Linked DNA regions of Mus musculus: regions 2, 3 and 4 are each linked to region 1. The links are chromatin loops, found by intact Hi-C in ENCODE. Cell type or tissue: left cerebral cortex. All regions are shown on one strand. Region 1 holds the start of Sik2 (salt inducible kinase 2). Region 2 overlaps Sik2 (salt inducible kinase 2). Region 3 overlaps Sik2 (salt inducible kinase 2). Region 4 holds the start of LOC115487294 (a small nucleolar RNA gene).

Region 1 (8,000 bases):
GGCTCAGATTTAAAAGGAGTACTGTTCCTGCAGAGGACCTGAGTTCAGTTCCCAGCACCCACATCAGATGCCTTAACACCACCTGTAACTCCAGCTATAGAGAGCTAATGCCCTTTGGGGGACACTATGGGCATCTGCACGCACACCTGCATGTAAATACCCACACATACACTTAGCTAAAAGTAAAAGAAATCTTTAAGGGGTTCAACATTGAAAGAATACTTATATCTGATATGCATCCAATTCTATTTTCAACTATTGCCCTGACAGTATTCCTTGGTGCCATGTTTTTCCAGGACCATGTGCTGCATTAGTGGCAAGTCTCTTAAGACCTTAAATCTAAAATTCTTCTGCAGTCTTTCTTTCACGACAATGGCAACTTTAAGCATGCTGGGTAATTAGGGGATAGATGTGTGCAGTTTACATTTTTCTGCTTTGTTTCTTCGTGACAGATTCAGAATATGTACTTTTAAAGTAATATCACTTCAGAGATATGTCCTGGGTACTTCAGATCAGAGGGCCCTGTGTGTTATTTTATTCCAATTGCTAACTAGGATCATTCTATCAGGAAATTGACTGTCAGATTTCTTCACTATAATTTGTTATCTTTTGTTAATCCTTCCCAATGATTTTTTTATTCCAAAGATATTTTGAGACTGTTTAAATACCCTATTCCCCAACCAAACTTTACCCAATGACTTTAACAACTATTGTTAATTCTTGTCTGAGCCAGTTATTACTATAACAGCCACAAAATGGTGATTTCATAATTTTTACATGCATCCTCTTCTCATTTATCCTGACTGGGAACATAGCTCAGTGATACAATACTTGCCTAGCATGGGTACCGTTCTGAGTTTGAGTTTCCTGAATGAGATGGGGAGGGCATAGACATTTAAGGGGGCTTATCACATATACAATATTTCTGAGAACCTGTCTAAAAAAAAAAGTAAAGTGACAAAATGAAGTATGAGCTCCTTCTAAGATTTTAATGTAGGCTGGGAATGGTGACACCTGCCTTTAATCTCAGCACTCAAGAGACTGCCTAGTCTACATGGCAAGTTACAGGCTATCTAGGGCTACATAGTGAGATGATGTTTCAAAAACAAAAAAAAAAACAACAGTCCCAAAACAATAAAACACTAGGGCCTAAGAGATGGCTCATTGGCTAAAGTTACCTACAGCAACCACCCCTAGGACTCACAGAGTGGAAGGTGAGAACCAACTCCCACATCCTGTCCTCTGACTTCTTACACAAAATAAAAAGTAATGTGTGTTATAGTGTATTTCCAAAATTGTTGGTTTTTGATACTTAGATTGGCTCAGATTTGGCACTGGTGGGCCCCTTCAAGCTGGCTTCTGACATATTCTTCCTGTTGTATACAAGGAATCCCCTGGTTTACTCATATTAGATCTTTCAAGAGCATCTTATACTTGCCCCCGCTGTCATTACTCCCAAACGAGTTGCGTTTCTTTTAATGGACAATGGGTACCCAGGAACCAAGGTCTGGACACACATAATATATTTCAAGATATTAAAATGTTGTGTTTACTTAGGTCACCATATGGAAGACTGGTGTGATGGGTTATAATTAGAACTCTAGCATTACCTGTGTGACGTTGGCAACTCCCTTCATTCTGGCAGCCTGCTGCGTCATCTGGAAACAAATCGGATTAGATACTTTTTAACCGTTTACAAGTTCCCAAAGCGTTTTAGGATAATACCGGGTCACCTCTCCACAGAGACATGCTCAACTAACATGCTCAACCTACATTTCAGAGGTTCCAGACTCCGAAGCCCATTAGCAATTCCAAATTCCGGGCTTAATCATCTCTGGGGTCTCTTTAGCGCTGACATTTTTTTTTTTTTTCTGCAAGTGACCGACTGCTGTGAGTAGGAATTTAGACGTCAAAAAGTGGAGAGACTTATTTAGTACTGACAAGGGAGCTAAAATGAACACAAAGAAAAGAGGCTGTGAGCAATGCATTGCTCAGCCACGGTGCTCCTCGGGCTCCAAATTTAGCGCTGCAGTCCGCTGAAGAAGAGGTTTTGGCGGGAAGGGCTGCCCCGGCGGAGAGCGCCCGCCAGGCGACCCTCCAGGAGACTGGCCCAGTGCATCCTCCGCACGGCCCACCAGGGCTCGCTCTTGCGCTTCTGCTGGAAGGCAGGAGGAGCGGGGCGGGGCGGACGGCGACCCCGCCCCCGGCCGCGACGCCCTCCTCAGCCTTCTCAGGCCTCGCCGCGGCCGGAAGCCTCGTGCCCGCCCGACCCGCGCACCGCCCCTCCCTCCCGCCCCCGACGTCGGCGCGGCTGCGGTAGCCATGGTGACCGGTGGAGGCCCGCCCCCGCCCCCTGCCCCGGCCCCCTGACGTCGGCTCACGTCAGCGCCGGCGCGCGCCTGGCTGGGCCCTGTGGGGCGGGAGGGAAGCAGCGCCGGAGCGAGAGCCGCGGCCGTCGCCCAGAGCCCAGGCGCGCCGCCCGACGCCCTCCTGCCCGCTCCGTGCCGCTTCTTGCCGGCCAGTTCGTTCGCGTTCCCGTCGCCGTGTCCTGCAGCGGGGGCCAAGCATGGTCATGGCGGATGGCCCGAGGCACTTGCAGCGCGGGCCAGTCCGGGTGGGGTTCTACGACATCGAGGGCACGCTGGGCAAGGGCAACTTTGCCGTGGTGAAGCTGGGGCGGCACCGGATCACCAAGACGGAGGTGCGGCCCCGGGGTTCGGCGGGAGCGTGGCGCGGTTGCGCCCCGGGCGGGGGACGGCGGGCCTGGCACTGCGGGGACCGCGGGGTGCAGGTCGAGTGTGTGTGGGGTGTCCCCGGGAAGCCACACAGGCTTCCGTCCCGACTCTCCCACCCGGGAACCTGGTCTGTGGCCTCGGCTCCTGAGCACAAGTTCCGCGTCTTCCCGGCTTTCGGCTGGGGGTGGGGTGGGAGGGGAAGTCTCTGTGCTCCGGGGCCGCGCGGGGACCAACGTCGCCGGCCGGAGAAAGGGGACCAGCAGCTCCCAGGCTCGGCGGACGCGGAGCGCGGCCCGGACCAAGCCCTCCTCTTCTGCCCGGCGAGGAGGGGGTGACGCGGACCGGACTGGTGCGGACGGGCCGCTGTCCATCTTCTCTGGGCCCGCAGGGTCTCTGAAACGGTTCTTTGGCTGGCTTGATCACTTGCAGGAGGTATAGCAAATACACCAGACAATAGAGCTGGTTAAAAATGGTCATCTCAGCTCTGCACCGTTCTCTGGGGTTGTCCCTTTACCAGGTGTGCATGCTGGCTGCGAGCACGCATTCCTTAAGCCACATCAGATGGACTGTACTCAGCTCTCGACAGCGTCCTGACATTGACTCTCCAGCATCCTCCCTCCGTGCACTGTACATATTTTCTCCCCAAGTCTGCGTTCTTACCTAGCCCACCCTCTTCCTTCCATTGCCTCAAGCTGCTCTCCTCGGGGTCTCTATTTTAAGACGTGCAAATTAAATACCTTGGAAAAAAAACGATCGAAACAAAACCATTTCTTAGTCTACAACCTAGTGGTTTTGACGTACTCTATTCTGCCTTGTGATTGCCACTTGAGTTTCACCGATTTTCAGTTTCTCTCCCCAGTTTTCATCCTTTTCGGGTTTTTTTCCTACTATGTTCTTAAGAACGTTCTAATCTTTGACTATAGGACCTCCACCCCCACCCCCTGCCCAGGATGACTTACGCTTATGTAAGGTAAAGGGCATTTAAAAGCCTTACTGTTTTCTTAGCAGTTGTACTTAAAAGTTTTGCTTCATGTCCATTTCCATAAAGAAGGAGGACATGTCTAACATGTCTTCACTTTTTGTTTTGCCTCACAAATCCCTGACACACCACTTAAATCTTTCTTCTTTAGGGCATCAGTACCAAGGTCAAAATTTTTCCTTTCACAAATTTACCAGTGTTATGAATCTAGATTGCTATAATGATAAGTATATTGACATTACCAAACTTTTGCATAGCTGAATTTGACCCCAGCATTTTTGTAATGATTAAAGTGTTTCGTTTTTATAAAGAGTTATGGCCAAATGTCATACCTTTACCTCGACGTTAAATTAAAAGGAAGTATCTTAAATGGGTGTATTTATGAGTCCTTTTCAATGACTGCCAAAAATAGCACATTACAGAGAGAGTCTGAACTTTTTGGTTACATTGTTGTGTGGTTGGATAACAAATCCATCCACACGATTTTTCTTATTAGCAATAGTTAGTGGTCAGTTGTTGTCAGATAGAGTTTAGTTAAAGTTGTATCTCAGAGCTGCTTCAGTGGCGCTGATGGCAATTTATACATTCTCTTCAGGGTGACAATTCTGATGGTGTCCCTTTCAAGCTGATATTTCTTAGGAAGCGAGCTAGGGGGCACTGTGGAGTAACATTGCCTATGACTGTCAGATCAGTTATATTTGTGATTGAAGACACCTGTCAGCTCACGAAAGCTCTTGCAGTTGCTAAAGGGGGTGTGTGTAGTATATATGTATAAAATTATTTTATGTTAAAAGCTAAACGTTTAGGTGATAGATTCCACCTCACTTGTGCTTTTCTGTTTTGACAGAACATAAGGCTGAGCATTTTGTGGTAATTTTGTGATTGTTGATACTAAGGCATAGAAATGGTCTAGTAGTTGCTATACTTAAAAGTCTTTGTAGGTGTTTTAGTTTGCAAAATGGTTTTCTGAAGTTTTATAAGAAAGTTACATGAAGACTTGCTTAGTAAAATCATGGACTCAGTTTCCAATAATGTTTCAGTGAGTTTTTTTCTTTAGGAAAAACTTTTTTATTTACTAAATATCTGTATCTTTGATAAATAGAACAGTCGTGCAAACTGTAAATAAAATAGTGAAATTTTCAACTGTTTTGCATTATTTTAGATTCTCATTGTTTAACATTCCGCAGTAATTAAAATGAGAACAGTTAATAATAGTATAAAGAAAACTATTAAATGCCGTTCGGTGGTGGCGCACGCCTTTAATCCCAGTACTTGGGAGGCAGAGGCAGGCCTGGTCTACAAAGTGAGTTCCAGGACAGCGAGAGCTATAAAGAGAAACCTATCTCAAAAAACCAAAAAGAAAAAGAAAACTATTAGAAAACTATGATTATATTTAGTGCCATGGAAGTTCCTTGTGTACTTTATTTTAGCATTATGGGCTTGTGTTTTAGAACGTGGCCATCTCTTTTTTCATCAAGTTTGATCCTGAGGCAATTTTAAAATAGAGTCATTTTTAATTATATTTGTGTGTACACATGCCTCCGTGAGTGTGTGTGTGTGTGTGTGTGTGTGTGTGTTGGTCAAAGAACAACTTGCAGGATCTGGTTCTCTTTTTCGACTGTGTGGGTGCTAGGGTTCGAACTCAGGTCATCAGGGTCTGCAGCAAGTGTCTTTACTCGCTGGCTATCTTGACAGCCCCTGAGACAAATCTTAGGACTTAGTTTAAACATCTATGTGACAGATACTTTTATTTTTAATGGCTCTTTATCTTCTGTATCACTTACAAAAAAATAAGATATCTTTTTGTAGCACTTGGGAGAAGTCTGTTTCCCTTTTAGGAAAAAAATTAGTATACAAAAAAGGCATTAACTTTGGTTTAATCTATCAAATGGCTTAACACCAAGAAATGTAATTACGTCATCTGAAGCAGTATTCATGTGCTTCATCTCTGTGTAAATTTTGCACACAAAAGGGAAGGGAAGGGGGTGGTAGAATCTAGTTTCCTAATATAATACTTTATGAAATCTTTGTAAGCTGGCTTATGAATTACAGGAGCTAATTTTGTAAAATTAGCACAATGGGAAAAGAATAACACCATTTAAACTATTAAACTATTTTGGGCAGTGGTAGTTGCTAGTTTTCTGTTCTATGAATGTCCTTGAGTAGTGTTTTATTAATACTATATTAGGAAGCAATTTTTCCCTTCTAGTTAACTATATAGTTAGTTCAGGAGGTGGTTTCTTTCTTTCTTTTTTTTGTTTTTTGTTTTTTTTTTTGTTTTGTTTTGTTTTTTGTCTAAGAAAAATTCTAGGAAAATTACTTTCTACTTCTAAGTGCTCTGTTTTCTATTAAAGAATGTTTAGTATAGCAAATGTAAAGAATAAAGGAGAGCATAGCACACAGTATATAGTTCTTCCATTGTGGGAATACATTGTTCTCAACATGTCACATTGCCTTTTAGTATTCTTAATGTGTTTGTTTTCTATAAGTGGCAAGACATAGAATATATGTCTGTGCCCACACATTTTACATTTTGTTTATCATATATAACTTTTACAGTATTTTAGCAGTTTAGAATTCAACTTTGTAGATAGCCCATTTTACTTATGATTCTCTTATTGACTATTATATCATTTCCAGTTTTCAACAATTGATAGGGAACATAATTGTGTATCTAAGACTGGGTTTTAAATGTTTTGGGGAAAAGGAATTGCTGGTAATTATTAGAGAAATTACTGAGAAGGTATAATTTTTTACAATCAAGAGTTTTTACTATTTAATCTATGTTTACTATTGAAAAATCTTAAAATATGGATAAATGAAACTAATTACTTGTACCTTCAGTAGTGCACCCAGAGATAGCCATCAGTGTTTTCAGCTCCCTCTCTCTACAGATAACGGGCTTTTCCTCACTCAGTACCATACTTTTTGTGTTGCTTACCTCTATTAGTCATATGAAGACAAGTGTACAGAAACTTGGGAGAAGTTCTAAAAGTTACCTTATTAAAGTGGCCTGTAGGAATTAGGCTGCTTACTCACTTGCTTACCCCCAAGAGAACATGGACTCAGAGCAACTGTCAGAGGCTGTCTGAAAATTGTCTTTGTTCACCAGAAAGTTTTCTGTGTGTATTTTGGGAGTTGGATGTTCAAGCATGATCCTCAGTCTACCACCTTAACGTGTAGAATTTCTTAACATTTCCCAAAAACAAAGTTTAGAATTATGTTTTTATAGTAAAAGTAGAAACAAAAGAAGGGCATGTTAAGCCATGAGCATGGTATTTCTTTAAGAGGGCTTTTAAACAGTTGGTTTATATTTTGCTTTGACATCTTGCAGCTCTTTTCAGTAGCTTTGGTATTAGTCTTGTGCTGCAAAAATACTCTGGATTTTAAGACATAGCTGTACTATGTGCAATAGAAGGACCTGTTACCAAATGTCTTAACCACTAGCATGTGTAAATAGGCTTGGATGTGATCTTTTGTGTGTTGAAATAGGACTTTGATTGGTCATAGTGTGTATAGGCTTTATTAGACTGTTCTCTGGTTTCTTAGTCTTCAGGCAAGGAATTGCTAAATTGTTTTGCTAAATATTATTAAAATTACCTCTTTTATCAGGGAAGGGAAAACAAATATTCACAGTAAGAGTTATGTAAATGTTCGATTTATGTGTGTGTGTGTGTGTGTGTGTGTGAGAGAGAGAGAGAGAGAGAGAGAGAGAGAGAGAGAGGGGTGGGGAAGGGCATGTGCATGCTATAGCACTGTGGCACATATGTGGAAACAAAAGAACAATTTTGTAGATTTAGTTCTCTCTGTCAGCCTTTATATGGGTCCTGGGATTTGAACTCAGGTCACCAGGCCAGTACAAGTGCTTTTACCCACTAAGCTGGCCTAGAGTTGTGTAAATTTTTCTGATCTGCAGAAATTTTTACCTTTAACAGAGTTTAGTGTGTTCTCATTTTAAGTCCTCTAAGGAATTCTATCTTGGCACCAGGCAATTAAGAAAACATTTATTTGGAAATCATGAAACTGGCCTCCTTGGATTCACATGATGACATTTGATTTATAGTCACTGCTGATTAAAGTTTCACTTCCTTGGCATCAAATGGATCACAGAATTCCTTATGATAGCTCCCTTTCCTTTTTAATAGAACTTTTACTTGCCCTCCTACATCTGTATTTTTTAAGTGATTTCTGTAAAAGTTTTTTTTTCATTTAAAATTCATATTAAATTCTATTTTTCAAAGAATAGAAATATCCAGTTATTATATCCAGTTTTGATAGTTAAAAGA
Region 2 (8,000 bases), 110 kb after region 1:
GATAGAGGCTTACAGGCTCAATCTAGTTTGGGCTCACAAAGCAGGCAGATTACATATGGATGACTCTGAGTCTCCCTTGACTACACACACACACACACACACACACACACACACACACACACAGAGAGAGATGAACACTACCCAATTAGAAGCTTCTCATCACTACTGTAGATGTGAAATCACTATTAAATATGAGGATTAGTCACATTAAAAATAGAATAAATGTTGCTATTTCTTGAGGCAATATTGAGTGCATCCTGTAGTATCCTGGGCCCACGGGTAGGTAAGCACCTTCTAGCACAGCAGGCAGGAGCTCTTGTTCTAATTGTAATACTGATGAGGTAATGGTTGAGGGCAGATAATACTGTAGATTCTCTGAAAAGCAATCGTCAACCTCCCAGTTAGGGCAAAGCTTCTGTGCTAGGTCATGTGGGGTCTGGGTTCCACCCAGTCATTTGCAAAGGCGCTTAAACTATGGATTGAAACTTTCTCACAGAGCAATTGAAATGTCCACTCCCTTGATCCTTAGGAGGAAATCTCCCAGCAGCAGGAAAGTGTCTCCAGCCTGTCTGCCAGCATGCACCCTCAGCTCTCACCACAGCAAAGCTTGGAAACCCAGTACCTACAGCATCGACTCCAGGTAGGACTTAGCTTTCTTAGTCTGGCTCCCTTTATCATGGAAGCCTGTTTTCCGTTATGTAAGGTAGCTGTTTTATTCCTTATAGGCAGGTAATTTAATCCTACACTAGTGGCTAGAAACATGCTCAAACTTAGCCTTATTTCCTATGTTGACAGAAGGAAAGGATAATGCCATCACATGCTGGGAAAGAGACCTGGCCTACCTCTAATTTTATAGAATAATAAGATAAATCTGTAATCTACAGAATTTTAGCAAGGCTGTCTACTCTGGTATATAAAGATCCAAAAAAATGACATGACTGACATAGGTCCCATTCAGAATGAATCACTTAACAGGCACTGGGCCTTCCCGTCAAGAATGAAGTCTGCTTTTCTCATTGTTCTCCATGAGCGTCCCAGTCCTGGAAGAATTTCATAAGTGGAAAACAAGTAGGCAAGAGCTAGATGCCCAGACCTGCTGACCTAACGCCACTCGTCCAGGGTTCTAGTGGGCAAGTGTCCATGCTTTCACCTGGGATTCTGGAGGCCACGTCTAGATACACTACCAAGACAGGCAGCCAAAGGGTGATGCTATCACCTCATCTGCATCCTAGGTAACAGCATATGCTTAAGCTCTTATTGCTCTTCTGACCTTCCAGAAGCCCAATCTTCTGCCAAAGGCCCAGAGTCCTTGTCCAGTGTATTGTAAAGAGCCACCTCGGAGCCTGGAACAGCAGCTACAGGAGCATAGGTAAGGAAGCCTTTGGCCAGTAAAGTCAGTTGTTTTCATGGCAGCCTGAAGAATGCTTCTTCTAGGACCATGCACTGGTTACATGGTCATTGTCTGTTCAGGCCTGGTGTTAATGAGACTGTTGAGAAGCCTGGAGTATAAGCTGGCCAGGTGGCAGCAGCCCCTAATGCGCTCTGCCATTTCCTTGTATTTCTCTGGGCTACGCTCAGCCCTAAGCTTTCAGAAGCAGTGGCCTAAAGCAGTGATTGGGCGTTCCCCGTGGTGCTGTTTATGTCAGCTGCTCGGCCAACGGGAAACCACCCTAATCATCACCCTGCCAAGATGGTCTCTGTTTCTGAGCAGTCTTCGTAGTAATTAGAGAAAATGTATAGGCGCTCACTTAGATCAGAGGGGTCAGTCAGATAGGAGCAAAACCCACAGTGGTGAATTCTTCCTCTGACTTTCCCCTTGCATGGAAGAGAGAGAAATAGTGGGTGGGGGTGTCAGGTGTGATGGTGCATGCCTGGGATCCCTTAGTCTCCTGTGACTAAGACAGGGGGATACAAATTTAAGGCCAGCCTGAACTATATGTAAGATTCTCAAAACTTAAAAAAAAAAAAAAATAGGAAACTGGAGTTCATGCCTGGTATTGCATTTATATTACACTCACTTGAGATATAATCTTTTGGTGTTGCCAATTTAGGCTCCAACAGAAGCGACTCTTCCTCCAGAAGCAGTCTCAGCTGCAAGCATATTTTAATCAGATGCAGATAGCAGAGAGCTCCTACCCTGGACCAAGTCAGCAGCTGGCTCTTCCCCACCAGGAGACTCCACTGACATCCCAGCAGCCCCCATCATTCAGCCTGACCCAGGCCCTGAGTCCTGTCCTCGAGCCCTCTTCTGAGCAGATGCAATTTAGCTCTTTCCTCAGCCAATACCCAGAGATGCAGTTGCAGCCACTGCCCTCTACTCCCGGCCCCCAGGCTCCACCTCCCTTACCCTCACAATTGCAGCAACATCAGCAGCCACCACCCCCACCACCACCCCCTCCACCACAGCAGCCAGGAGCTGCTCCAACCTCCTTACAGTTCTCCTATCAGACTTGTGAGCTGCCAAGCACCACTTCTTCTGTACCAAACTATCCTGCTTCCTGTCACTATCCTGTGGATGGAGCCCAGCAGAGCAACCTCACAGGGGCGGACTGTCCCAGGAGCTCAGGACTTCAGGACACCGCATCTAGCTATGACCCACTGGCCCTCTCTGAGCTCCCTGGACTCTTTGATTGTGAAATGGTAGAAGCTGTGGATCCACAACACAATGGGTATGTCCTGGTGAATTAATCTCAATCAGGAAGTGAGGTGGCTCTAGTGAAGGCAGACTGTGGATTTGTATTTTTATTCCATCCATTTAAATTTAAAGCTTACTTTTCCCCTTTTCCCTAATGGGGAAAAATCGGGTTTCCCAACTGGAATCAGGGTTTGACTAGGGTAGATGTTCCTCCTGGCTCTGTCCTACCACAGAATTTTCTGTGCCAAGGGCTAGAATGTAGTTGGAAGCGGGAGTGTATGCCCTAAGGTAACATGGAGCAAGCTCTCAAAGGAGGAACCAACAAATGTTTGTATAAAGTGACAGCATAGACCTAGGTTTTACACCAAAGATTCATTTACCTTGGTGAAAGCAAGGCAAATTGTGTGTTGTATATATCACATAGTGGGAGGGAAAGGGGATACATTTCCCTAAAGCCAGGCTAGGCAACAGCAAAGTACTTCAAGGCATATCAAGATGTTGATGCAGGGTGTCCTCAAGACCATCACAAAGCAGCAGAGCCTAAGTTGTGTTTCCAGGACACTTGAGTAGCAGCTGGTACTGATCCCAGAACCCTGTCTGGGAGCACGCAATAACACCTTCTCAACAGTGCCCCTGGATGGCCGAGTGTTAGGATGCGCAGGGTTCCAGAGCCCTCACCTGTAACAACAGGAGCCTCATCCCAGTGGAGGCTGAGGCAGAAACCAGGGAGCCTCAGGAACTTGGGCCCTGTGCTGGGAAGCCAGGCTCTTCCTGCACAGCCTCCAGGAAGCCCCTGGAGTGTGCTGTGCTGGAGTGATTCCTTTGGTGACTCCTGCTCCCCACCGTGCTGTCCTGAGCTTATGGAGCTTTGCACGTTGGGCAGGCAGTTTCATACAGGGCTTAGACATTTTAAAGACGCACAACAAAGGAACTTTCACATGCCCTGTGTAGTGTGTGCCTTCCCCAGCTCATCACACTCCTTTCTCTAGGAACCAAGCTTTCCAGTTATGTCCTGCTAAACCCAAAGGTTCTTGAATCTGTTTCCACCATGTGGGATCTGAATTCTCCATTCCTTAAACTTTTGATTTGTATGAAATGTTCATGTATTATAGCAATATCAAAGAATCTCAGATGTGTTAGCCATTTATGAGAAAAGCTTAACCCTTTAATTGAAAAATAGATGCTGTACCTAGTCAACAGATATCTAAAAGTAACTAGTAATCTGTTGTTTGCACAGTGACATCCAGGTGTTACAGGCTCAGTATTGTTTATAAAATTATAATTTCTATTCTTTAGAGTGGCTTGTCCAATCAGCAGATGAATGCACTAAGCACAAAGCGTCTTCCTTAAAGCACAAGAAGAGAGCTACTCCACAGATGCTGCCTCTAGAAACACCTATAAGTTGCCTTTCCTCTCTGTAGTAAGTGTCCAGGCAGGCAAGGGAAGACTAGGCATGGGAAGTCTCCGGAGAGCCATCCTGGCCCGCAGCCCAGCCCAGCTCAGCCCCTGCCAGTGTTGGTGACTCAAGCAGTCCTTGAGGCTGGCCAGAGACTGTAGTTGTTGGGCTCCCCACTGGTGCCAGGCTGCTTTGGAAATGCGCTCTGCTTGGAATTGGGCTGTGGGTTACAGCAGGAGTAGATAGCAGGAGGGACTGTCATTTTGTGATTTAATAACTAAAAATCCAGTAAGGATAATTTGTGTTTCTTTTATTCATTCTATTCCTCCTCGTACTTAAGATTGATAATTTCATTGGAGAGATCATTTCATTAAGATCTCTGATATGTTTAAAGCTTTGCAAAATAAGCCAAGTTATAAAGTGGGGCTTGATTTCTTTAGACTGAAGGAGAATGTTGTCCCAGCATTTACTGCACAAGTGCTGTAATATTGACAAAATGAAAATGCCTTCCAGATTGAAAATGGGGGCTGCTCATTTCAGGACTGCAGGATCAGACCACAGCAGATTGGCATAAACCCCTGTCCCCCAACAGGGTTGTGAGCTGCTTAGCCCGGGAGACCTAGCAGCTATGGCAGGACAGTTAGGCAACAGATGAGGGGCTGCGGAGAGGCTGTCAGAAGTTTAAAGGCTGCAGAGAGAAGCTGGGAACGCTCATCAGCGGCCAAGCCTGTTAGGCACTGACACAGAGAGGAGGTGAGGACAGTCGCCTTGTGAAGACCGAGAACCATCCTGCCGGAACCTGTCGTAAGCTCCCATTTCCTCCTTCCTTCCTTTCAAGTAGACATCCCTAGTTCCACGGCTACCTTTATGTCCTGAGGTGGAAGCTGGTGAGAGCAATGGGCCCTCCACTCATCTGATTGCTTCTGTGTCTGCCCCCACCTAGTGACTCATGGAAGCTTCCAAGCCTTTTCTCCTCACAAGTACTAAAGTAACACTAAGAAGGCTTAGGCTCTCTCGTGGAGAGGCAGCTTTGTAATACTGACGTGTCTGCCTGTCGGTTCACATCAGCAGTGTGTACACTACTGTATAGTAACCCTTAGCTTTGTTACTGTAAACTAGCCTCTCCAAAGAGACTGGTGATCCAAACATGAGGTAAAATTTCCATTCGGCAAAAAGTGCAATATGTGTGGTACTCTTTTATTTTTTTGTTTATGGTCTTGTTATCCAGGGGTATTACTCTCTGCTTTGGGGGAAATGCATTGCTTCTGCAATTTCCAGTTGGGCAAGTGTGTCTCTAGTATTTATATGCAACTGACATGCTGGTCCCTGTAAGGCAAATAGAGGATGTTAATGCAACAGAAGACAACCGATACGGGTCCCACTCCTCTATTCCAGGGAGCTGCGTGACCAGCACCAGCCCTCAACTTGCCCCAGCATGGCTGCCTGAACTGCCACCTTGGGAACAAAGGTCGGGGGTGGGGGCAGTTCTTTATGTCCATAGCCCTCTAAATCTACCCAGTGGGATAGTGAGGACCCAGGAGAAGCCTTTGGGAGTGACGTGAGGTATGAGAGCTGGTCTGAACAAAGCCCTTCCTGGTGCTTTGCATCCTAGGAAAGCGGAAGCCAAGGCCTCTCTATCTTAGAGATGTGTTCCTGGTGTCAGGGAGGGAGGACTTCAGCCTCTCCCTCTCATGTGCCCTCCCTAACTTTTATAACTGAGTTCCTGCCCCCCCCCCCCCCCCCCGTACAGTGCACCCTGTGGAGTAGCACCCTCTGCCCTCCCGAGAGCTCTGTTAAATAGAGTACTCAGCAAGCATTCATCACAGACCTCTCTACCTATACCCCAGGAGCCATTATACCTAAGGGACTGGGGAAAGGCTGTTCTCAGCTGGGGATGAACCAGAAACTGAAGGAGCTAAAAGTAGCAGCTTCTAGGCCAGATGATCAAGGGCCCCAGGTGTGCCAGCAGCTCAGGACATGGGATCCAGTGGGCTCTCCTTCCTCTGCAGGTTCTCCAGTCTCTAATCAAGCCTGCTTCTTAAATATATCAGGATCGGACTTTCTCTGGTCTGGATTACACTCATACCAACAGTGAGTTAAGTTCCCTGTTAGTTTACAGAAAATTCATAGTCCAGGCAACTTTTTTACACCCCTTCTCCTTAGAGACAGACAGTATGAAGTGTCACTTAGAGACAGACAATATGGAGTGTCACTTGATGCCAGCGATCACAGTGGGTCTTACAGAGTCCCTGTGCTGGGCTGACCTTTGCTGTGTTTGTGCCCCTAAGCTGGGCTGCCTCTACTGCCTCCTCGGAAGCCACTGGAGCCGCTCCGTCTCTCTGTGCCTAGACATCAAAGGTAGAAACTGGAGAACAGGTAGTAAGTTGGAGTCGCTGCCCAGGCAGGATCTTCATCACTTTGTTGCTTCTGGAAACTTTTTATAGAACTTACCTTCAGAATGATTTGTGGGAGACAAGAGCAGAGTCAACCTGTTTCAACACTGGACAAAAACACACTTCAGAACACACACATGTCTTCCCTGGCTTGGGGGCTCAGAGAAGTGAGAGATTTCATGGCTTTTTGCACCACTTCAGTGGCATGTGAAATGAGATATTGAGCCTTAAAAGGTCCTTTGGGCCCTAAAATCTCCTCTCCGAACACCTTCTCACTGATTTGTTGAGCCATTTTCACCCAGTTACAACAACCTAGCTGATTCTAGAAGACTCCCAGCATTCCTAGTTGCACCACACATCATATGTCCATATACTATGTGAGCAGATTTGGGCATGTGGCTGGCTGCATTGATTGACAGACAGCTTAACCACGGATGGGTCTTACAAGTCATGTTTACTCAGCCTGCCGTCCGTGTTCTCAGCAATGTACCAGGCACTTCTGAGTGCTTGCTTAGATCCCCCACATTGGCTCTGCAGGATTAGCTAGAGAGATTCTGCCCATTTTTCTGAGGGAAGCAAAGCTCTTAAGGATGCACGACTTAGCTGAGGTCACAGAGCTCAGAAGTGGGGATGGCAGGGATACACACCTTCCTTGCCTGGCTTTTGGCTTTTGGCTTGTGTTGGAGCCCTGCCCCCACAGCTGCAGCCTCCATTTGACAGCTGCCTGGCTCTAAGTGCCCTTAAATGATACCTGTAGCTCTCTGGGGGACTGCACTGCACAGGGAAACATAGACACCACAGATTGGCCGTCTTAATGTCCAGTAAGTTGCAAAAGCTTGGGCTTACATCAAAGACGTTTGCTTATTCAAAGTTATGCAATCTAGTACTTTTCTCTATAAGTATATATTTGAAGGACATACCTCCTCCTTGATTGCCAAAGGGCCAAAAGGGCCCACTACTTAGTCAACACAGTCAACCCAAGAGACTGACTAGAAATTATGAACTCAACCTTTACCCTAAAGGAAAGGCACTAGAACATCTTTTTTTCTTAAAATTTTTTTTAATTTTTTTAAACACAGTCTCACTGTGTAGCCCTGGCTGTCCTGGAACTCACTCTGTAGAGCAGGCTGGCCTCAAACTCAGAGATGCACCTGCCTCTGCCTCCAAGTGCTGGGGTTAAAGGAGTGTGTCACTATGCCCATTGAATTTCTTTACCATTAAGTCCTGTCAAGTAGGAAGGCTTATTAGACACTTTGAGGATTACAAAATGGTAATATGCTTTGATGGTAGAGTGCTACCATTTTTCATAACCAAAATGGGTGAGTAAGGGTAGCTTTAAAAATAGAAATACAAACAACACCCTGGTGGATGGAGTAGTGTTACATTACCAAGTGCAGATAACCGATGCCTACCCGACAGGATTGCTAAGTCACGGAAATTCAAGTGGCAAAGCATCCTCAGTTCTCGTGGGTAAAAAGAAGAAGAAGAAAGCAGCAGGAGGGGGCAGCCTAGTGGGGGCCAGTCTGCCTCTGGGGGACTGCAGTTGAAGAAGAGTGGTAGAAACTATTTGCACTTT
Region 3 (8,000 bases), 95 kb after region 1:
CCGAGGATCAGTTCATTGTGCTTGTTCTGAGAATGAAGCTTAATTTTTTTTTCCTTAGTGGAAATCTAAGTCTATGACTAGATAGTTTGAGAAATGCACTAGAAAGATTCCTTTAGCATACAGATACCTTGTTCTCACCTGTGATTTTTTTTTAAAAAAAAGATTTATTTATTATTATACATAAGTACACTGTAGCTGACTTCAAACGCACCAGAAGAGGGCATCAGATCTCATTAAGGGTGGTTGTGAGCCACCATGTGGTTGCTGGGATTTGAACTCAGGACCTTCAGAAGAGCAGTCAGTGCTGTTACCCGCTGAGCCATCTCGCCAGCCCCCCTTACCTGTGTTTCTTAAATATTTCTTCAGCATCTGAACTTGACAAGTCTATCATTTATATATTCATTTACTCATTTGTCTTTCTGCTTTCAAGTGAAGGATACAAAGATTGTTGTACAAGTCACATGGGCCATGCTAGTATGCTTGAAGTTGATATATGTGACTTTTTTAACATTGCATTTTCTATAGATTGTGAACACCTCATTAGAAGGATGTTGGTCCTAGATCCTTCCAAACGGCTAAGCATAGCTCAAATCAAGGAGCACAAGTGGATGCTCATAGAGGTTCCTGTACAGAGGCCTATTCTCTACCCACAAGAACAGGAAAACGAGCCGTCCATTGGAGAATTTAATGAGCAGGTTCTTCGACTGATGCACAGCCTTGGGATTGATCAGCAGAAGACTGTTGAGGTAAAGTGACGGAGAGGTCTGCAGAGGTTTAAATGTTCTTCTGCATTTGGGGCTTGCAGCTCCATGACCACACTGTTCCTGTCTTTTAGCACATTCGTCCCTAGTGGCTGGTTCCCTGAGGACTATGTCAGGCTCTGTTTATAGTTAGACATTCAATCTCTAAACCCTTCCTTTGCCCTGTCTGCCAAAACACCCAAGAAAAGAATTTTGGAGGGTTAGGAAAAGGCAAAGATTGAAGCTTAAAAGCTGGGCATAGTGGGGCACACTTTTAATCCCAGTACTGAGAGACAGACAGATCTCTGTGGGTTCAAGGATAGTCAGGGTTACATGATGAGACTCTATCTCATAAAAATACAGAGTAGAAAGTTTCTTCCAAAGTGAAACAAGGATTTCATATTGGTATTAAAATAGTTTATATGGACTACATATATGGAGCAAGAGTAAGGGCTGAGCCAAGAGCCAAAAGGAAGGAATGAGACTGAAAACCGCCAGTAGGGTTGAGGAGAACCAGGTTAAGCAGGCAAGTAGGTTATGATTTGTAAGTATTAATGGTTATAGAACTAAGAACTCTATAAACCTGGAAATTTCCTTTTGGCTTTTTTTCTACCTAGTAGTTAGCATGCTTAGAGAACAGATGTAGTACCTGCACAACAGCCCCACCAAGATTGGACAGTGCCTTGAGGACACTGTATCTTGTCACCTCTTGGAACCATGAGCAAAACCAAACTTGCTTTCTTGCTTTGTGCATTGTGCACTCAGTGACATTTTCCCATGCTTACCCATGGAGTAGATCCTGATGGCAGCTTTTGTGGGGCTCCTCTGGCCTGTGGGTTTTTTGTTTTCTCTGCGGGTTTTGTGGATCCATGTTGCCCCATATAGCACAGTAGATTGTCAGGTAGAATTAGAAGCCAAATGAGAAGTTGTTTCTCTGTGGCATTGGCATCCTGGGAAAGCTGGCAGACTAATAATGTGAAAATTCTGGGAAGCAAGTTTATATTCAAGACTTCCAAAGGGTGGAGCTGCAAAAACAAGAGGAAAAGATTACCTAAGAATGCAGACACACTGACTCTCCATCTAGCTGCAGATGTCATTCTCCAGCCCAAAATAATCACCAGAAAGTCCACAAAGGCTTTTGTTCATTCACCAGAGCTTTCAATGATTTGAACTTTAGTCAAGCTATAAAGTTAGAAGTTTGAGCACAGGGAGTTGATCAACTTTACACCTAGTTACCACTGTGAGATAGGGCCATATCACAGCACTGGCAGCCACTGTGTGAAGCAGTGATGACATTTATTCATTCTCTCTCTCTCTCTCTCCCTCTCTCTCTCTCTCGACAGGGTTTCTCTGTATAGTCCTGGCTGTCCTGGAACTCACTCTGTAGACCAGGCTGGCCTCTAACTCAGAAATCTTGCCTCTGCCTCCCAAATGCTGGGACATTTTTCTTAATGCAGAAAAATTAATGGATCCCTGATAAGAAATAAAGAAATAGAACCAAACACTCATTTAAAGATGTCACCTTTGATGAATCTAGAGACCTGAAGTGTATGTCTTCCTGTCTCTGAATTCTGGAAAGGTTTTTGCTCAGAGGTATACTTCACTACTGTATTTTTTAAGTACCTTGGTGCCTAAAATTATGGGACTGAAAATAACACCTCTAAAATCTTAAGCCAGAATTATTGTGGAAATTTCTGTGAGTGGATCTCAGAGGGCACACTTGGTCCAGTGCCCTTGGGCTGAATATCATGGCAGAGCCTGTGCTTCCCTTCTCAGAAGACATGAGACAGAAAGAAAAGGTTTTGTGATTTCATTATCAGGATACATGATTGTACCCCCTCTTTAAAATGGTATAGACCCCTTTGTTGGTTTTCACAGTTTTCTACCTTCAGCACCTGTTTTCTCTTTCAGTCTTTGCAAAACAAGAGCTATAATCACTTTGCTGCCATTTATTTCTTGTTGGTGGAACGTCTAAAATCACATAGGAGCAGTTTTCCTGTGGAGCAGAGACTTGATGGCCGCCAGCGTCGGCCTAGCACCATTGCTGAACAAACAGTTGCCAAGGTAACAACAGCCATGTAGCCACTAGTCTCATTTTGTATGTGCCTTTTTATGTTGGACACATTTTTTTTATCATTTGGTACGAACGGTTAGGATCTCATCCTCTACAGTTTTTTCTAGAAAGTTTCATCCACTGTCATTCACTAGATCTGAAAACTGTTAGCATCCTCCTCCTTTTAAGGATTAGCTTTATTTTCAGTTCTTTTCTTTTTAAGAGGTATTTTGTCTTTTAATCATTTGCTAATATTGAGAATTAATGGAAGTAGCCTGTACTTTCAGTTCATTTACAGAATTTTTTACATATTGACTGTATGCAAGTGCTATTATTAGGCACTGTAAGAGTTTGAATGCATGGGACACCATCGTCGCTCTCAGAGCTGTATCACAGAAGCAAAGATACAACCAGAATCATCCTTCAAAGCAGGATGAGGGCAAGGGAGAGAGAGGCTCAGAGAATAGGTAGCTGCATGGAAGAGATGACATGTAAAACAGGCCTTCATGAAGATGTGAGACCTTGACAGGGACAGGAAGTACTGAAGACATTGTGACTAGAGAGGAGACACCCAGTGATGGACACAACTGCTCACATGGACCATTGTAGGTCTTGTTCCTAATAATTCAGCCCATTTGAAGTGAAGTCTACAGAAATAAAAATTGGAGTGGTAAGTGGAAGCCATATTGTGAAAAGCTCTAAATGCCAAGGATGACTTATAGGTGAGGACGTGATCATGAGCTTCTGCAGACAATGAGGTAGGTAGTCTGGGAGATGGAAAGGATGGTTTGCTTAGGAGAGACCAGGGGCAGGAGGTTGTTTATTGTTTGTTTTGAGACAGGATCTCACTGGCTGGTTTAGGACTTGCTATATAGACTAAACTGGCCTTGAACTCAGACATTTTTTTGCCTGTCCCTTCCAAGTACTGGGATTAAAGGCATGTGCCACCATGCTCTATCTTGGAAGAGCAGAAATGTATGAGAAATGCTTACAAGATTGTCATACCAAGTGAGATGCAGAATGCTGAAGATTTAATGTGGTGCTGGGAGGAACAGGGATGAAGGCCAAGAATGGCAGATCTCGTGTGGGCTTAGCTCTGATTTGGAGGTGCAACTGCACTTCAGGAACACCAGAGCAAACCCCAGATTCTGTGCCTCGCTTTTTAAAGTGGTCGTGGCACTAAGTGCAGTGACAAGGTGAGTTGGTATCTGTGAAGCCCAAGAATAGTACAAAGCAAATGTTGAGTGTCTGTTCTACAGCAGAGTTAGAGATGACCGTCTTCTCAGTGTCCTCAAAGGCCTCAGTGGGGGCAGAGTGGGGTCATGGCTCAGTGCCAGGAGAGGATGTGATCTGAGAGGTCTCGCTCTGTGTAGAGACTGGGAAAGGAGTGCTTCTCCCAGTTAGGATGCTTCTGCTTCTGTGAGTTCAGAAGGATTCTCATAGTTCAGTGGGATTCTGATGGACAGGCACATAAGGAGCTTTGCATTGGTTTCTACCGAACACGAGAAGGGAGGGGGATGAACATTCTTGATTTCTAACGGGCGAACTATATATATATATATATATATATATATTAATATCTTAAAAATAATGTGGTAATGCAAATGTGAGGGAATACTATATCAGTGTAGCTCCAGATATGTGGATCAGAGTATTTCTAAGCACTCAAGAATCTTCAAAATTGAATAGCACTGCTTTTAAGCAAGATTGAAAAGGGACAAAAGAACTCCTGAGCTGTGTTGATAGTAGTGATCTATAGTGATGTGCTTCCTATGTACAAGTATGTCTAGACAGAGGGATAGGAAGCAGGATGCCCAATGCAGTTACAGACTTTCTCAGATAAGCTTACTCATTCACAAGTGAGAGTGGTAAGGGCTTTCTTTCATCAGCAGTTGTTCCCCAGCATGTGCGTGTGTTACTGGACAAGACATCCTTTCTGATCTTCGTGGTAAGCACATCCCTCAGATAGCTCAGCGTGTATTTGATTTGACTTGAGGTACAGGTAAATAGTATACATGGCTTCTTTTGCTTACTGACTTTGTTACTGCTAAGCACACCACACAATCTTTTCATTGTACACATTGGCCAGGTCAGCATCAAACTGCATTCTGTAATTTCAAATGTGTCCAATTCTAATAGAAGGCTGCCCAGCTTACCTACTAACTTGTTGAAAGTGCCTTCTGGGCCCTCTAACAAGGAGGTCCCACAGCTGAAGAGTTGTTCCCTGCCCTCTGTGTTTTAGTGTGCCTTGTTAAAAAGCTAATTTCTCTGTTTATTTGGATGTAACAGTTTTAATAGAGCATCTTTGTTTTAATTCTCTGATTTTTGTTTGTTTGTTTAAAGAGAGTGTAGATCACTTGTTCCCTGACATTGCAATAAACAAAACTGAGAAAACAGCATGATCTAATACAGAGACCACACACACTATAGAATCACGCAGACCTTAAGTTCCATGTAGAGATGAATGACTTTACTCAGGTAAGGATGTCTGAGATCCTGTGTTCCTAAATATAAAAGGAAAATGGTGCCTCCTTAATAAGATTGCTACCAAGGGCTGGAGAGATGGCTCAGCGGTTAAGAGCACTGACTGCTCTTCCAGAGGTCCTAAGTTCAATTCCCAGCAACCACATGGTGGCTCATCACCATCCCAATGCCCTCTTCTGGTGTGTCTGAAGACAGCTACAATGTACTCATATAAAAATAAATCTCCCCCCACCCCCCAAAAAAAGATTGCTACCAAGATAAAACTAGTCAACCTATGGGGATAGTTGCATTCAACAAAGCACAGCTCCCATCTGCAAGGCAGTGTCACAGCCACTGAGGCCCCTGAAATACCCAAGAGCCACCCCGTGCTCATAGGGAGTCATTAGTTTAATGATGGAGGACCCTTCTTTTGTAGACAACAGTGAGCTGCTCACTGTAGGTAGGTGGTCAGTACTCTCATTCACTGTATATCGTACCAGAAATATCAGACAACGATTTAGGAAAAGAAAACTCTTACATTTTTCTCATCGACCCTAAATACTAGTTTTTAACAACCCTCCTACTTCAAGTTTGTGTCAGCTTTAAGCAGGTGAAAATGAAATGGTCGTCTCTTTTCTTTAATTGCTGATTAGCGGTTGCTCCACAATCATAGGACAAAGCTTACTTTTAAGTTGTTTGGGTTGCCATAGCAAAATGCCAGATGAGCATTTACTTCCTTGAGGTTCTGAAGGCTCAAGGCACATGATCTGGTGCCTGCAGTAAATTTCTACCAAAAGCTCTCTTCTAAGCTAATAGATGGCTACCTTCTGTTGTGCCCTCTCAGCACATGGATTGTGGGGAAACCCTGTGTGTCTTACATCTCTCTTGAATACCAGCCTGCCATGTAACAAGGGCCTGTAACTCAGTGGCCAGGAGGGACAACATAGTAACATAACATTCTCTCACCACCTTTATAATTTGAGAATACCTTTGTGCGTGATATCCTCCCTGATTAAAAAGGACAGTTTTCGCCCAGTGCTGAGGATCGAATCCAGGGCTTTGTAGGTTAAATACTCAACCATGCCATACCCCAGCTTCTGAAAGACAGCTCACACAGACTTGTAAAACACACCATTCTGTTTCCTAGGAAGCCACACCAAACTATTATTCCTCAATCTAAGTTCATGGTCACTTTCTGCAGTCCAAGTCAAATGTAAAATTTGTGGAAGAGACCAGGTGTGACAGTGTGCCTAGAATCCTAGCACTGTAGAGCCTGAGACAGGAGGATTAAGGTATCAGTACCAGCTAAAACTCCAAAATAAGACTTTGCCTCCAAAAAAAGACAGAAAGGAAGGAAAGGGAAAGGGAAAAAGGGAAAGGGGGAGAGGAAAAAAAGAAAGGAAAGGAAGGAAAAGTTGTCAAGGAAAGTGTGATGTACTTAATCTGATACAGCTCGGTCCAGCATAAAGAATTAGGGAAACAGGATGGAGCTAGAGCAGCCTTGTGATCAGATACGGCATCTCATTTCCAGTGCAGTATCTTCAAGTAAGGCGTCCCTGCTCTCAGACAGAAGGAACAGGTTAAGAAATTAAGGAACTAGAAATCAACCATTTTGTTTTACGCTTTAATTGAAAGCTGGTGATAGGGTAGGAATGTACTAAATGTACATTTATTAGGAAATGAAATTGTTGTGTGGTAACCAGAGAGATGCCCAAGATATACAACATAACCCCAAAGAAAAAAGATGAGCAAGAAGCTGATCCTTCATTGTGCTCAGAGAGTACACAGCACTTTTTGTGGTGTTTCCCATCCACTAGCCACAGATGGCTTGCTGCTGTTTTATTAGTATCACAATGTATCCTATGTTTTAAGTATACTCAAAATTTTGAGATGTATAGAAAGAACATGTCTCCTCAAGAATTATCAATTTAGCTAAACATGATGGTGTATGTCTTTAATCCCAACAATTAGAAGGTAGAAGCTATTGGCTCTCTATAAGTTCCAGGCTAGCCTGGACTACACAGTGAGTTCCACAGCTGCATGGAGAAGTCCTGTCTCAAAAACAAAAACAAACAACAGCAAAAATCAACTTAAAATTCCAACTGGAAGCCATGAGAGACTGGCTGACTCCAAAACTGCATTCGTCTTCTTGTCCAGTTGTTTTGTCCTTGGGGTCATTTTAAGACTGGGAGGAAGAGAGTTTATGATGCTAAGCTGAGGGTTTCACGTATTACCTTTCAACCTTAACTTCACTATGAAGTGGGTATTACACCCATTTTTATGAATTAAGAAAAGATTCAGAGAAAGTTAAATTACCTGATTAAAGTCATCATGGAAATAGTAAGTAATAGATCTACAAATTAAGCCCATGCCTGGAAAAAAAAATTACAATTTCATGTGGTTTTGTCCCTTTTTTGTGTGAATTTAACAGTCAGCATCCTGTATCTTCTGCCATAACTATAGCAGGGAAAATGGAGGCTCTGCTTCTTCCTATGGGAGTCTGGTATGATGATTGTCCCCCAGATTGTCACAGTGTCTATTATGTTCAAAGCACATCTGAAAAGTTATTCTGCCAGTTTCTAAGGCTATGGCTAGAAGGAGAGTTGCCTGTCCTTGTTCACTTAAAGCATTGACAAAGGAGACAGAACAATGGAATGAACCACCCACAGAAAGCCAAAATGTGGTGGCTCATGTCTGATACTCCATCACTTAAGAGATACAAGCAGTAGGCCCAGAGTTTATAA
Region 4 (8,000 bases), 210 kb after region 1:
GACCTCATCTCAAAAGAAAAATTATATATACGTTTACTCTATAATAGCAGCCTAACATACCCAAACCTTACAACAGTATGCCCCGTGAAGAAGGCAAGTCATAAAAGAACATGTATTTGAGGATTTCAATCACATGGGATGCACAGAGCAGACACATTTATATGCAAAGGAGATTAGCAATAGTGGACTGAGGACATACAAATACCAAGACAAAGGGGTGGGGAGCAACAGGTAAAGGGCACAGAGCTTTTGAGATGATAAAAAAATCTTCTAAACTGGAGGGTGATACATCTGCAAATAAAGCCACTAAGATACACACTTGGACCCCCCTGGTACTGGGTAGAGACACCTTGTTGGTGGCGGTGTTCTTATATCAGTCAGGACAGAGCAGATGGCGGTCCTTTGTGCATCCTAACTTGATGCCTGGCTTAGTGACCAAAGCTGTTTTATGCCTAGGACACATAAAAATCAAATCAAATCAAATCCAGGCAGCACAGTGAGGGAGGAAGATGACAGAAATCTGTGCTCAGCCACACCAAGGGCAAGGAAAGACACTCACAGACCTGCCCTCAGCCCCACAGCACAGGAGGCCATAGACACACAGAGCCCTGCCTTCCACCACGCAGCACAGCGAGGGAGGGGGAAGACAAACCTGCAGTCTTGCACATGGCGCAGATGGACAGAGACACCTGCCTGCCACTCGCCATGCAACACAAAATGAAGATGTCACCCAGGGGCCCGCTGGCCATGTGGCCAGCCTGCAGCAGGAGCCACCACAATGTGTGAGTGTGTGGTGGTCAGATGGGAGAGAAAGAGACGAGGAGAAGCTTGAGCAGTGTGAAGAGATGGAACTGGAGACTTGAGGGTGGAGAGGAGTAGCCTGTTGTGAGTGGCCAGCCCTGCCTCCCAGGGCCATGGTGAGGTCCCAAGTTGAGCTGCTGCTGAGGGCCATGTGCCATGGCTATGCAGAATCTGGGGTTGGTGACAATGTCTGTGAGTCATGTCACACTTGTGAACATATGTCCCTGGTTGGGCAGCCACTGGATAACACGTGGATATCTAAGGGCTGTGCTCACTGGATGCAGCTCTCTGGCCCCACCCCTCACTGGATGTAGCTCTCTAGAGAGCTGGCTCCATCTCTCATTGCTCACTGGCAGCAGCACTCGGAGAGCAGGCAGCTCAGTGGCGCTGGCCCTGGTGGCATGGATGTGGGGGTGAGGCTCTTCTCCCTCACCCCGCTGTGTATGGCAGCATTGGGTGGCCTGGCCAAAGCCGTGCTGGAGAGCTCATCCTGCAGGTGCAGATAAGGGAGAGCCAGAGGCTGACCAGCTCAGATACCACCCAGGCCCAGATCCACCCCAAAATCTACATCAGCTATGAATGGTTGGGATGCGTGCGAAGGCCAGTCCTGATGATCCAAAGCTGCATGACCTCCAGGACACAGGGCAACAACAGGATAACCAGGAGGAGTCCTGGTGGGGATCCAATATTGAGGCCAGAGATCTCAAACCAGAACATAGACCCACTGCAATGAACATTTACAAGTGAAGATGTGTGGACAGAGGGATATACTGTGGGACACTGTGACCCACTACAGCTTCCACAATGAGACATTTTCTATGCTGTGTGTGTGTGTTTAATTTGGAGGTGTGTTGCAGGAGCAAAGGGCAGATATGAGGGGACAAGGAGATAAACAGGCCTGAGATGCAGGATGTAAAACTCAAAAAGAATCAATAAGCTTTAAAAAAGATATATACTTGGAAAAGCTGAACTCACACTTTGAGTTCTCATTAAATCTGTTAAAAACAAAAACCTATCCTCCTATTTTTTTTCTAAGTGACAACTGAAAATCGTAGCAAGAAAGAGCTCCAAACTGCTGAGATCATAAACAGAGAGAATCTAACAAGTGTAATTATACCCTCCAGAGAACTGACCTGACCCAGCGTTAAATTAGGATTAGAAAGTGTCCCATACTGCTAACTGTCCGATATAATCCCAAAGTCCCTGTCCTGTCTGACTCTGACATTCTGTGTAGTCTGCCCTAGTGCCATCATATGTACTAGGCCCATGTGATAAAATATTCAAGTATTAGTAAATGCATCCCACTGACAGGAGACAAGTGAATATCATAAACCAAACCAGCAAACAGAGCGGAATGCCCCCTTATGACTACACAGAGCTTTCAGAGTCCGCTCTCTACAGGCTTTGGTACGGATAGAGCTGCACTCTGTAACTTGTCTTTACGTGCTTTTGTTGTCGCCTCTGTTGACTGACACAGGGTCTCATTGAATAGCCCTAGCTGTCCTGGAGCTAAGGCTGGCTTGTAACTCACATTCACCTGCCCTTAAAGCCTTACAAGCAATAATATAATAAGTCAAACAGAATGGGGCAGACAAGCATCTCCCTGACACTCACCTGAAGTGCAGAAAGAGCAACAGCACCACAGAGGCATATGAGCGGATAGACTGGGAAGAGAAAGCGCTCTTCTTTATGAGGCTGGATGAAGAAAATTATAAACCAAATATACATTGGCGCCAAGGTCAGCCAATACGGGTGTCCTAAATTCTGAACTGCAAGACAGAAAAATATTTCCGGCATCACATGAGAAAAAAATATATATATCATTTTAATTCTTTTTCATTTAAATGTGATACTATGCCCTAGGGCATCCCATAAAATATCTCAGCTTAGGCATCAACCCTCATCCTGACAGTCTGTTGACACCAAACAGAGAGGAACACACTCCTAGATCTTCCAAGAGATCTAGAGAGGGAGGTATAACATACAAGATTTGGTTAAAACACATGGGAAAGTAGAGTTAGTGGGTAAGAGAGCTTAGTAGAGTCTAGCTGGGTGAACATGTCTGCAATGTGTCCCGCACTAGCACTAAGGCCTCCTCAAACTAGCCAATCCAAGTTTTGCATAATCCTTTCATGCACACACCAGCAGGTTTGTTAAACTAGGCATGGAGGGGGGGGGTGTCAATTCTGAACCCTCTGTCAGGCCCCAGCCCAGTCTACTCCGTTTTCTTTTGCTGTCCAACTGGCTTCCAAACCCTATTCCCTGGAGTGCTAGGATTCCAGGAGTGTCACCAAGCTCAGTGACACTGTTCCCCAGGAAACAAAAATACTCTAATAGGAAGTTTCCTTTTTATGTTTTCGCTCTTTCTCTATAATATGCATCTACTCCAAATCACAAAACTGGAACCAACATGTACTTAAAGAATCAGGAGGGAGGGAGGGAGGGAGATGGTGAATCCAAGACCATCTTGACAGTGAGAGGTGCACATGGACTGCAGACCAAAGGCAGACACACAGCACCCCCTACTGTTCATTATGCCTATAGCTTGACAGGCAAGAGTCCCCTCAGGGTCTGATTTATCAGCTCCCCAGACTGGTTACTCTTTGGAAGTAAACCCTCCTGACCTTGGACCAGTGAGATGGCTCAGTGGGTGATGAGATGTATCCTGCCTTCCAAAAGCTGTCCTCTGACTCCACACGTGTGCTACCTGCCCCTCCCTCCCTCTCCCTCCCTTCTCCCCACCCCCACAAATCATGGTCTAAATCTTTTTAAATGAGTGAAGATTCCCCTCACTGTCTAGACAGCAAGTGCTTTCTAAACCATTAGCAAGAGCAGCTGAACGGGTGAGAAGGGAAGATCAATCAGCGGGTGTCAGATCCAGCTGAGATGCTGACAGTCCATCTTCCCAGCCTCTCAGGAACTTGTGCTCAGATGTGTCTTCCACAGGGCAGGCACCGGACACCCAGCTCCGTGGCTGGAGACCCAGGTCAGGCTGCTCTCCTGCTTCTGCAGTGACAGCATAACCACACTGAGCTCCCTCCCTTAAGACGGGTCCTCGGCCTTCCTAATGCTGCGGCCCTTTAACACAGTTCTCCATGTTCTGAAGACCCCTCAACCATAAAACTATTTTCATTGCTACTTTATATAACTAATTTTGCTACTATTATAAATCACAGTGTAAATATCTGATATGCAGGACATTTGATATGTAATCCCCAAAGGAGTAGTGACCCACAGGTTGAGACCCACTGCCTAAGGGGCTACAATGTTCTCTGTCTTATTTAATTCAAACAATTAACCAAACTTTAACATGGGTTTATATAATCTATAAATGCAGACTGCAATCTCAGACACTCAGCCATTCCCACAGAGAGAAAATGGAAACTAAAAGAAGCAGATTTCCACACAACCTGCTGCTTGCTTCCTCCTCCCACAAACCAAGCGTATCTTACGCGGCTCGCTCACCATGGAACCTCTGCAGCAGGTACTCCATAAGGAAAGTCAGTGGCAAAACCAGAAGAGCCAAAGCAAAGGCAACATTGAAGTTCAGAAATCCATTGATTAAATAGAAATACCATGGTTCTGTACCTGAGGGAAACGGATGGGAAATCATTAGTGATGCCTTCAGCACTGTCACAGCACATGTAACTTCCTTACTCTCCTGCTCAAGCAACACTGACAAGCCAACACTCAACTAAATGGAAACCCATAAGCCTGTGCTCTCCCTGGTGCTCCGCTGTGCACAGGAAGCACAAGAGCAGAAGACGGAAGGGCAGACTGGTGAAGACGCTATAGATGTGTACCATTGGGCTTGGACTATTTCACTTTATTCCCATCATCTCCTCTACCATAGAGGATGCACAATTGTCCTCTAAAGGATACAGTGATGCGGTGCCAGTGCACCAGCAGGCTTGAACATACGAGAGCTTTCATACTGGACTCCCAGCCTCCAGAAGGAGAAGTGAGTCTATGCTCTTCATTACCTCGTCTCAAGTATTCTGTTACGATGGCACCTACAAACTCAAATGGCTATTTGCAGTGCCTACTCCCAAACGCCACACCCACATGGGACAAACACGTTCTCTAATAGTGGTAGCTTAAGAGCACAGAGCTATAGGAAACAAAAAAAAAAAAAAATCATTGGAATTTTAACTGGGGCTTCAAGTTCTGCATTCAATATGTAGGCCAAATGATCAAAGCCAATAGATAAACTTACTTGGAGCTATGTAACCCCTTGAGAAGTTCAATTACTATTTTATACACATATAAGATACCATGTATTTCGTAAGAGGGAATAACTCATGGCCAGGGTTAGGGATAAGTTGAGTGGTAGGGTATTTGCCTAGCATTCATGAAGCCCTGGGTTTAGTCTTCGTAGAACCAGATACACACACCATAATTACATATATATTTAATAAAAATCAACAGCTTAATTTTGTGTGTGTGTGTGTGTGTGTGTGTGTGTGTGTATTTTATGTGTATGTATGTGCAGGTGCTTATAAAAGCCAAAGAAGGCATCAGATGCCTGGAGCAGTGGTTCTCAACCTGGGAGCCGAATGATGCTTTCATGGGGGTCATAACAGGTATCCTGCATTTCAGAGACTAACATTACAATTCATAATATTAGCAAAAATTCCAGTTATGAAGTAGCAAGGAAAATAATTTTATACCACATGCATAATACACAACATGTATTAAAGGGTCAGAGCATTAGGAAGGTTGAGATTGCCCACCCTAGAACTGAAGGTACACGTAGTTATAACCTGCCTGACTTGGTACCAGGAAACCAAACTTAGTTGCCTCTATGAGGGCAGCAGACACTCTTAGCCACTGAGCCATCTTTCCAGCCTCGCCAGCTCCACTCCCCCAACCTTGGCTACAGATTAGATCAGAGACCCAGGTCCTGCTCAGAACTCAAAGGACACAGAAAGAAGCAAAATGGCTGAAACAAATCTCATTCTCACTAGTTTTTATTCTGTAATTCAAAATCCTTAAGCCTAAGTGGTAAGAACTAGCTCCCTCCCTGCACATGAGCTGTTTTCCTCTCTGCTTTTCCCCCTGTATGATTGCTTCAATCAGGCAGTGAATGACACGTGTGGGCTTTAATCAGTGTGTGTTGTGACATCCGTCTTGCGCCACAGCAATTCCCTGCAATCAGCATTGCTTAAAAAGGTAATCAGGAGGCAGAGAACACTCAAAAACCTAACGCTTTGTGGCTTGCACAGCAAAAATAAGGTCAGAGACTAAAATCATAATGCCAGCAACACTTGGAGGAATGGGAGGGCTCACTGAGGAAGGGCCCGCTTCAATTGTGGGCCACCTCTGGGGAAAGTTCACTCCTGCTCACAGACAGCTAAACGGTAGGAATGGAAGTCTGTCTCCAGCAGGTCATTCAGGACATCTTTAATCTTGTCTTCCCCATGTCTCTAAGTTAAATAAACCCTCTGGAGAAATGTCTTCTCTGGGTTTCAATTAGTAGGAGCATTTTTTCTAAACTAAATCCTTTAGGACCCAGCTTTCTGAGAGGTGACTATCCACTCTCTCCCGCAATAAGAAGACAGGGCAACCTTTGACTCATTATATTTCTTAACAAAAGTCTAGAAATCTAGGCCTGTGGAGAAAAGAGACCAGCCAGAGAAGATGGGGGCCTTCCTTCTCTGTGCAGCCATGACGATGCTAAGCATCGGAGGAGGGAAGCTGCCTTCTCTCTGGTGCTTGCTCATACAGGTGCTGTCTTGGCAAGCACCCCCATTTTGAGCAACTGTCGCTACCATCGCTTACTATACCATACCTTCTATGTGATCTTCGTGTGTTCATTTATCAAGCTCTCAGCTAGTCTGTGCACATTTCCTAATAGGCTTACTTCCCTGAAGGATGGAGCAAGCACTGGGGAATAAGCCAAAACTGAAGAAAGGTCAACTGACCAAAACAAAACAAAACAAAAAACCCAAAATAAATAAATAAATAAATAAATAAATAAAATAACAAAAGACAAAAAAAAAACAAAAAAAAGGAAAAAAGGAACAAAAAATAAAATAAAAAGGTGACTTTTAATTCGGCTAGCGGGTGTCCCCCATATTCAATGGCTTGCATGCCCTAAGAGTGGCAGCTTTCATCTCAGGCTTTACCATGCTGATGCTCACAAGGCTAGGTCCAAGTTGACAGTGCAAGAAAATGCACCTCAGGTTGGCAAGCTGAGCATTTGGGGGGAGGGGACACAAGAGGACTCTGTAGCAGGCTGGCAGCAGGGTCTCCCTGTGTAGGCAAAGTGCCTCTGTTCCTTCCACTCAAATGAGCTAAGGGAGTCTTCAAAGAGGCTAAAAGAAGGAATCATGTTTATTAATCCATAGACTGAATGATGGGAAACCTGTTTTGCAAAGGCCTATAATTTTATACGACAGTGGGACCTAAATAATAGATCTTCTTACAAATGTCACACTAGCACCAAGAAGCCAGGGTAAGCAAGAGCAGAGGCTGCAGGACAGCACTGCCTGCCAGTCAACTCTAAGCGGGCGCCATCAGACCCCTAGGAGGCATCACGTCAGCTTACGAACAACAAATGGTGGGCACTATAACAAAGGCACTCGCTCTCCTGGCCCTCTGAGACCTTCCCTTGGGTAACAGGAGGGATGATGGCAAACATCCACAGACTACAGGATCCTGACCTAAGGTGCAAAGCGCAGGTCTGGGACAACTCAGTGATCTCTGCATGAGGAGCACGGGGCAAGGGGCCAGAGAGCACCATCTGAGAACTTGAAACCCTACCAGAGGCAGAACTCAGGACTTTCTGACCTCTGACTCCCATAGGCATGGCCTGTCCATGACTCTGCAGTTCCAGTCTACACTGCTCTGTATTTCCTGAATGCCTTGTTCTTTCTCAACAAAATTATCCTGTGTGAAGCACGCTGCGTGCGTGTGTGTGTGTGTGTGTGTGTGTGTGTGTGTGTGTGTGTGTGCGCACGTCACTCCATCATCCACACTGGCCAGGGCTCCTGACCATCTTTCAGCCAAAATGTGCAGAACTTCAAACGAGTAACTTCTCAGCCATCCTTTGGGTTGGACCTGCTCTCTATATCTTGCAACTCATGCTCTCAGATTTCTTCTTATTATTTCATGTGCATGAGCGCTTTACCTACATGTAAGGCTGTTCACATGCGCAAGCCTGGTGCCTGTGGAGGCCAACAGAAGGCACTAAATCT

The links. Peaks named below come from ENCODE experiments on the same cell type or tissue, not always from the same donor. Only the 100,000 strongest peaks of a DNase experiment are listed, where the experiment ranks them.
Region 2: it touches region 1 in a loop (2.8-fold over the local background); 4 of 42 quality-filtered maps call a loop at or near these places.
Region 3: it touches region 1 in a loop (2.3-fold over the local background); 2 of 42 quality-filtered maps call a loop at or near these places.
Region 4: it touches region 1 in a loop (5-fold over the local background); 11 of 42 quality-filtered maps call a loop at or near these places.

What each region holds. Positions count from the first base shown.
Region 1 is chr9:51,003,442-51,011,441 of GRCm38, reverse strand. It overlaps Sik2 (salt inducible kinase 2), which reads left to right and starts at 2,369. Exons shown (of 16, transcript NM_178710.3): 1 at 2,369-2,701. The coding sequence starts at 2,567. In left cerebral cortex, CTCF peaks have their summits at 2,108 and 4,365; DNase peaks (open chromatin) are centred at 2,182, 2,295, 3,147, 4,352 and 1 more place; H3K4me3 peaks cover 2,526 bases; H3K27ac peaks cover 1,705 bases.
Region 2 is chr9:50,890,013-50,898,012 of GRCm38, reverse strand. Sik2 (salt inducible kinase 2) reads left to right here. Exons shown (of 16, transcript NM_178710.3): 13 at 530-640; 14 at 1,278-1,369; 15 at 2,052-2,669; 16 at 4,624-5,212. The coding sequence ends at 4,654. It also overlaps a transcript of Ppp2r1b not described here. Among named protein-coding and RNA genes, the nearest start is that of Gm25558, 6.1 kb to the right of the region's middle. In left cerebral cortex, a CTCF peak has its summit at 2,005; DNase peaks (open chromatin) are centred at 2,222, 4,138 and 4,963.
Region 3 is chr9:50,908,188-50,916,187 of GRCm38, reverse strand. Sik2 (salt inducible kinase 2) reads left to right here. Exons shown (of 16, transcript NM_178710.3): 7 at 526-746; 8 at 2,652-2,804. Among named protein-coding and RNA genes, the nearest start is that of Gm25558, 24 kb to the right of the region's middle. In left cerebral cortex, no CTCF peak of the experiment used is centred here; a DNase peak (open chromatin) is centred at 3,886.
Region 4 is chr9:50,796,508-50,804,507 of GRCm38, reverse strand. Alg9 (asparagine-linked glycosylation 9 (alpha 1,2 mannosyltransferase)) reads right to left here. Exons shown (of 15, transcript NM_133981.2): 9 at 4,267-4,389; 10 at 2,416-2,570. It overlaps LOC115487294 (a small nucleolar RNA gene), which reads left to right and starts at 326; the gene lies at 326-465. In left cerebral cortex, a CTCF peak has its summit at 3,330 (motif pointing left); DNase peaks (open chromatin) are centred at 3,320 and 5,929.